Regions from separate parts of the Mus musculus genome. Here region 1 is linked to region 2. The links are chromatin contacts, found by Hi-C in ENCODE. All regions are on one chromosome and are shown on one strand. Each heading gives the region's core, a stretch centred on a gene start or an enhancer-like site at or near the end of the contact. The rest is flanking DNA. Distances are from core to core; before and after follow the strand shown.

Evidence for each region. A loop is a pair of places that touch in the nucleus more often than their neighbours do.
Region 1: a loop to region 2 is called in a map of heart, with 3 times the contacts of the local background. The contact joins the promoter of Prkacb here to the promoter of 2410004B18Rik in region 2. A Hi-C loop is called at or near these places in 1 of 37 maps with a recorded cell type or tissue (heart).

What each region holds. Positions count from the first base shown.
Region 1 is chr3:146,811,421-146,815,295 of GRCm38, forward strand. Prkacb (protein kinase, cAMP dependent, catalytic, beta) reads right to left here and starts at 1,526. Exons shown (of 10, transcript NM_011100.4): 1 at 1,218-1,526. The coding sequence starts at 1,263. LOC115486180 (a long non-coding RNA gene) reads right to left here and starts at 1,210. Exons shown (of 2, transcript XR_003954577.1): 1 at 781-1,210.
Region 2 is chr3:145,935,690-145,939,586 of GRCm38, forward strand. It overlaps 2410004B18Rik (RIKEN cDNA 2410004B18 gene), which reads left to right and starts at 2,325. Exons shown (of 3, transcript NM_025555.5): 1 at 2,325-2,639; 2 at 3,209-3,407. The coding sequence starts at 2,370.

The DNA.
Region 1 (3,875 bases), core at 276-2,775, 870 kb after region 2:
AACAAGGAAGTCCTAATTCTACATCGGCTTTTCAAGTTGTCACATGCTCACCAACAGTTTGCCCTGCTGTTCCATGCCCTGGAACGAACCTTATTGATGAAACATAACCCGTTAAATCTGACTGTTGTTTACATTCCACAAAAGCAATAGCTAGACTCTCTTCTGTCAACTCAACTCTGCTTTGTTCATGAGAATCAAAAGCTGTTTGCTTCAAGCTAATTACAAGATTGGCTTCATTCTTCTGTTATAAACACAGACACAATGGAAGACGTTACTTACAGTAACACGAACAAATTGTCAGACTTACTTCAAGGACTGAGATGTCATTAACCTATGGCAATGTAACAAAAGTCAGGGACCGTTCTCTAATTATTGTGAATTATAAATTATAATATGAGCCGAATAATGGCACACAATTTTCTCACAGCCTGTTACACAACACGCATATATGTGTATGCTTACATATAAAACCAAGTTGCTACACAGAAACTCAATTCCCACGACCCTTTTGTCTTGAAATTTTGTACACAGTACTGAACGTCTGAACTTTCAGCTCTCGGAAGAAAGCACTTCAACTCTGAAATGCCTCTAAGTTTTACAGGCATCCTGGAACATTCCTGGATGTCTAGAGTAAACGCAACGCTGTCTCACTTATTTTTCCTCGAATGGATAAAGTTGCTGCTTGTATTTATGTCTGCCATCTCTAATCTCTTGGGTGAAAGAAAGAGCCTTAGACACTAAGGGTTAACGTCACCTTTGGAGACCCTCACGGACACTCACCTTGTGAGAAAACTGATATACATCCAGGAGAAGGAGAAAAAGCCAAGTCAACCCAAACGTACTACCTGTGGCTCCCTTAAAGGAGGGTCTGGGTGTTGGGGGCTCTGGGAGAAAGAAGAGCTAAGGGTGCGATCACAAAAGGACCATATTTGGGGACGCGTTCCAGACCGTGGCAGCCCTCCTCGCTCTAGTAAGAAAGGGGATCACAGGGACCTCGCTGCCCGCCTTCCCTCTCTCCAGTGAGCCCCGGGGCTTGGCCCTCACCCCCGAGCCTTCGTGGGGGAGGGGACAGAGGAGGAGGCGGCCGGCCCCCGCGGCCACTGCAAGGCCCGGCCCGTGGCTCGCGCGCGGCCTTGGGGGGGACACCGGCCCAGGGCGCTGCACCGCGCGGCGGCCCATCCGGCGGGAACCCAGCCAGGGCCTTCGACTCGACTCACCGCTCTCCACTTCGCTGCCTTTCTTGGCGATCGCAGTGTTCCCCATGACCCGGGAGTCCGCAAGCAGGGATGACGGAGGGGAGGGGACCGGGGCCGTCCCGCCGCCCGCCCCGCAGTCGGCAGCAACTTTGGCTAGGCTTTGGCTAGGCTCCCGCAGACCCTAGAGCGCGGCGTCCGGCTGCACGGAGGGGCTGGGTGTCCGGGAGAGATGCTGAGAGCTCTCCGGCAGAGACCGGGACCGTGGCGGTGGCGGCGGTGGCGGCGGTGGCGGCGGCGGCAGCGGCGGCGCGCGGACACTCCCCCTTCCCGAGCCCGCCCTCCACGCGCGTCCCCGACACGGCGCGTCCCCAGGAGCCGCACACCCGGACTGCGACCTCCGCCTCTTTCCGGGCGGGCGCGCCGGAAGTGACGCGGTCAAGCCCCCCGGCGGGCGGGAGCCCCTCTGTGCAGGGTTGTAGCGGTAACTTATTGCTTGTTGCGTGGATGCTGGGCTTGGCCGCGGAGGCTAAGCTCGAAGTAGCGAGGGACGTGGGGACCGTTAGTTTGGAAGCACCCCAGATCCTTCCTCGGCCTGGCATCCGGTGCCCCAGAGCCGGGCGGGGGGCACAGTGCCAGGGCTCGGCCTGCTCCCGCATCCGTGTGGCCCGCGTTCCGCACGCCGTGGTTGCTCTCGCTTGATCTTCCTGCGTGGCTGCAGGGACGTGCGTGCGCCCCTCCGCGTCCTGCCGACCCTGCTGACCCTGAGGTCAGCGTTGGCCAGGAATGTCTTTTCTCAGCTCCCAGCTGTCATTGGAACTTCTTCCCTTCGCTCTTCTAGGTATTCTCCCAACACACCAGGTCAATCACCAACATTCTTGACAGCTTATCCCTTCCCGAGTTCCTTCTTCATGGTCTCACCTGATTGCCCTCACAAATTCTGTCAGGCTTTCTAAGGAGAGATATGGGAATGTGTTGCCTGTTTTACACAAGTACGTTATGTGCATCAACACAGTCACAAATTTCAAAATAAACGCATTCCCAATTGATTGTTGCGCTTCCATGCATCTGAGAGTACTTGAGCTTTTCCGTGAGGTTATTAGAAATTAATCACCTAGCCCTCTGGTAGTTTTTGTTCTGGTTTTTTTTTTTTTTTTTTTTTTTTTGAGCTTTTGCTATCTAAAAAAAAAGCATTCCAAATTTAGAACAGAAAGATTAACTTCTGGAAGGGCAGAGACCATGTAAGTTTATTTTGTGTCTGCAGCACAAACCACAGTTGGCGCGTAATGAACGGATGGTTGTTGGCTGCTAAGGAGATTTCCCAGAACATTTTAAAAGTTTTGTTATTGGGGAAAAAAAGTAGCGGTGAGTGGAAGATTCTAAACAGATTCATACTTCTATTATTGGCAATTATGTTAAATTACCAAGCATGTACACCAAGTATACTGCGTTCTAAGTGTTGTACAAATAGTAATTAGTTTCCTCATAAAGTCCCTATGCAAATGTGGCAAGACTATCATTGTTTTACTTAAGATCCACAGAGGCACAGAGACATTAAAGGACTTATCCAAAGCTAATTAGAAGACCTTGAAATGAAGAAGGTAAAGCCATACCATCTCAAAAAGCGCCAGAATGGTATATTTATTATTTCTATTTAAAATCAATTGAAAGGTTATAACTTCAGAATAGACCATTGGTGCTCTTTCATTTCAACAAGCCATATTGTGTGGGGAAAATGTCCTTTACATACCAAGATAAGAAAATAACCTTAGTCACCAGATACTATTAATTGGGGGATACCACGAACTGGAATAAACTGTGACATAACTCTCAAACATACCCCTACATATATATCTCTTCAGACTATGCCAGGAACTTAGTGCACTATCATCGATATATATATACTGTATCAGTCACTTCTTCAGACTTTACTATTTGTGAAGATCTTCAAGTACTTGTAAAATTGATAATTTACCTGTTTCTCTGGCTAATCAGCTCTGGCGTTTTGGATTCCTAGATACAACCAAAGAACCCCCCACAAAAACTGAAGTGGGATAGTGTGGTGGTTTGAATAGGCATCACATCCATAGACTCGTGTGTTTGAATGCTTGGCCATAGGGAGTGGCTCTATTAGGAAGTGGAGCCTTGGAGGAAGTGTGGCCTTGTGGGGGTGGGCTTTGAGGTTTCCTATGCTCAAGCTAAGGTCAGTGACACAGTCCCTCCTTGCTGCCTCTGAATCAAGATGTAGAGCTCTCAGCTCCGTCACCTTTTCTGCCTGCGTGCTACCATGCTTCCCACTATGATGATATTGGACTAAACCTCTAAGATTGTAAGCCAGCCCTAATTAAGTGTCCTTTATAAAAGTTGCCTTGGTCATAGTGTCTCTTCACAGTAATAAAACCCTAATTAAGACAGATAGAAGTGTTCTGTCTCTCTGATAAGCAGCTGGGCTCCAAGTATGGGCTCAATCTTCATGTGGGTCCCCCAACAACTGGAAAGGGGGCTGTCCCTAAATCTATTGCCTGTTTGTGGATCCTGTTTCCCTAACTAGGATGCCTTGTCTGACCTCAGTGGGAGAGGATACACCTGACCCTACAGAGACTTGATGTGCCAGGGTCGGGGGAGGGGAGTGGGGAGGATACTGGGGGGGGCTCACCCTCTGAGATGTGAAGGGGAGGGGAT
Region 2 (3,897 bases), core at 1,075-3,574:
TTCCCCCTAGCTCTGCGTCCCCAGGCCCTAGGGTTTCAAATGAACCACTACACCAACTTTTATATGGGTGTTGGGAACCCACACTCACAGGGGAGTCCTGTGTGTGCAGTAGGCACCTTACTGAGCCACCTTGTAGCCCTTGATGAAACTTTTTGAGTTTAATTTTCTTTTCAAGGTCAGAACTTTTATTTAAGTCCCATCACTACAGACAACCAACCAGTTTATCCCAGCCCATGTTACCTTTAGTTAATCTGCCCTTTATTAATAATTAATACAGGTCCATTGTAGACAGCTTACATCTTTTATAGTGGGACTTTCTCAGATCCACCAATAGTATAAATAAGGACATGAGACTTCTAATATAGCTTAAAGCTTAGGCCTTTTCCTAGGGCAGTCTCCCGCTAGTTCATCTGACTTAACCTGACACTTGCCGACAACCTGCCACTTGGCTCATGCTGTGCCCTTCTCCCTGTGGTCCCCTTTCTGTACCTACTCTGCAGTCTCCAGTCTCCTCTCTTACCCTTCCTTATTCTCTCTCGAGTTTAGCTTTTGTAAAAAATAAAAAATTTTTGTTACTTTAGTTTTTAGGAACCCATTGCTATTTCTTGCCAAATATTCTTTTTGTTTTCTTTTTAAGATTTATTTATTTTAAGCCAGGCAGTAGTGACACACACCTTTAAACCCAGCACTTGGGAGGCAGAGGCAGGTGGATTGCTGAGTTCGAAGCCAGCCTGGTCTACAGAGTGAGTTCCAGGACAGCCAGGACTGCACAGAGAAACCCTGTCTCGAAAAAAAATATTTATTTTATGTAGATGAGTATAATGTAGCTGTCTTCAGACACCAGAGGAGGGTATCAGATCCCATTGCAGATGGTTGTGAGCCACCATGTGGTTGCTGGGAATTGAACTCAGGACCTCTGGAAGAGCAGTCAGTGCTCTTAACCCCTGAGCCATCTCTCCAGCTCTCAAGTTTAAATTTTTAATGCTAGAGATTCTTTACCCCATCTAAGAGCCTTCTGCCAGCCCAGCATCTTGATGCTACTCTAAAGTTTCCTGGACATCCTGGGGTTTCACTTGTCCATGTACCTTCCCTATGGTTTTTCCCCAAACTCATTATATAAACAAGCACGGCCACGGGTGTCGGAGCCTTGTACATTCACCCCATTTCCACCACGCGCTGAGATTACAAATACACACCACCATGCCCAGTTTATATGGGTGCTGGTACTGGAACCCAGTACCAGGCAGCGAGCTCTGCCTCCTGAGCTGCACTGATTTGGTTCATGTTTCCGGAGGGTAACCGGAAGCTCTGAATGAGGACTCCTCTGGACCGCTCCTCGCCCATCTTCCCTTGGTTGGACTTATGCTATATTTGCTGCAGTAAACTGTAGCTATATACACGTGGTTACTCAGCTTTCAGCGGGTTCTACAATTTTGTCACATTACCAGGCTGGAGGGTGCGTGAGGGGACCCTGAATTTGCTAATGATGTCAGATCTGAGGATGATTTGGGTAACCCAGGACTTTGTACTTTGGGAACAATTGTATCTCTGTCAAGTCTAGGTACTTGGACGGAAGGAAGTTTTTCTAGAAACACTCAGACCTATTATCTCAGAAATTACAACCCAGCAATATTCCTTGATGTACTCCAGGGACGGTCACCAAAATAAATACTAGGAATATAAACCTGAACAAGGCAGTCTAGCCCGTTCCATTACCAGACTTCGTATTTTTCTGTAGAATTTAGCAGATAAGAATCAGACCAAATGGCAAGTTATTAATGACTATGTCACCTCTGACCAGGCATTTTTAACTGGGATCTAAATATTTACAATGGTACCAACTTGGGGTGGGGGGCTGTAAAATTTCACCATTGACCTCTAGTTTGTGGCAATACTCCGGTCTCATCTTCTCAAGTGCTGGGGTTAGAAGTGTGCGCCCCCACCCCCTGCTTGCTTGTTCTTACTGTTTGGTAGACAACGTCTCCTGCACTGTATTAGCTGTTAAGAAAGGACTTACATGCACCTCGCTGGCCCTCAAATTTGCCTAGGATTATAGGTATGCATGTTTGGTTTTTCTCTGCTTTAAATTACAAGCCCAGAGTGTGACTGTGGCCACTGATTTCCCTCCGGGTATCCTAAGGCTCCCGCTGCTTTTTCCCAGAGATCCTTAAGAAAAAACAAATAAATAACTTGCTTGAGGGCTGTGGAATCCCCGCCTCCAGCATCCTTCCAATCTCCGCCCATGAGTAGGAGCGCGGCTCCGCCGCTAGGGGGCGCAAATGGATAACTCGCCAGCCTGGGGGGCGGGATCAGCCGTGGCTTCCGGCTTCCGGCTTCCGGCCGAGAGAGGGTGGGAACCCGCGGCCGTCATGGCAGCCGAAGAGAAGGACCCGTTGAGCTACTTCGCGGCTTACGGGAGCAGCAGCTCCGACTCGTCGGATGAGAACAGCGAGCCGGAAGACGCGGGTCGCAAGGAGGCGGCCTCGGCTCCGACGACGGGCGGCCGCGGGAAGCAGGCGGAGAAGCGGCTGCCCGGCCCGGACGAGCTGTTCCGCAGCGTGACCCGCCCGGCCTTCCTCTACAACCCGCTCAACAAGCAGATCGACTGGGAGCGGCATGTGGTGAAAGCGCCGGAGGAGGTGAGATCCCCGGCCCCGCGGCCGCCCCGGGGCCCGACGCCCGCTTGCCCCTCCGCCCGCTCGCCCACCCCCGGCTCGCACTCAGCCCGCGCCGCGCCGCGCGTCCCCACGGCCCCGGGAGCCCGGGGGGTGTCAGCCCGGGCCCGCCCCTCCGCGCTCGGGGGTCCCAGCCGGGCGACGACTAACGGTGGTGACTCCCCGCCCCCCGCTGCAGCTTCTCCCCGAGACCCCTTCCCTTTGACGCCGAAGTGCCTGCGCTGCTGCCTCCAAGACAGCGTCTCTGCTGCAGCCTCCTGAAGGGGTCAGCCTGGCCGTAGTATCTGGGACTGCATCCTCCTTTGGTAACTAAAAGTTATTAGCTTTATTTATCCAGGGAACCCTTTGACTTTTTCACCTAACAGTGTTGTGATGTTGATGGAAAAAAAAAAGTGTCTTTTAAGCCTAAAGGATTTTAAAAAAGAAAGAAAGAGGAAAGTCAGCCAGAATGATGAGCAGGGAGGTGCATGCGCTCGTATCCATCGCGGGAACCTCGGTTCGTCACAGGGTTTCTTAATGTGCTTACTCGACAGCCTCCAAAGGAGTTCAAGATCTGGAAGTCCAACTGCGTGCCGCCCCCAGAGACCTACACTACTGAGAAGAAGCCGCCGCCGCCAGAGCTGGACATGGCGATCAAATGGTCGAATATCTATGAAGACAATGGAGACGATGCCCCACAGAACGCCAAGAAAGCCAGGCTTCTGCCTGAAGGGGAGGAGACAGTGGAATCAGGTAAGAGAGAGGAGTGTTGTTGTTTAAGATTTCAGCACTCAGAAAGAAGAAAATCCTTCCGGACAAGGTTTACAGCCTAGTGAGTTGGAAGGCTTGCCCAGAAATTGTCTTTGGATGCTAACGGTCTTTCGATCGTTCGGGTTTTTTGTTTTGTTTTGGGGGGAGACAAGGTCTATGTAACCTGAATGTTCTCGGAACTCATTATGTAGACCAGTCTCTTGAGTGAGGCCAGCCCAGCCTGTCTGTGCCTCAGTATCTCAGTGCTAGGACTGAAGGTGTGTGCCAGCAACCCACGTTTCCGCTCCGTTTGTAAGGATTCTGCCTGAAAGTAGTCTCAGAGGTCTCTGGGTATGATGCCTTATTAGAGCGGCGGGTGTGAACTCGCTCGCGGGTCCTTGTCCTGCATTTGTGACCCACTGAAGGCTTCGCTTCTGTTGAGACAGCAGTGCTTCAGCTAATCAGGGTTGCAGCGTGAAGCAGCTGTGTAGGA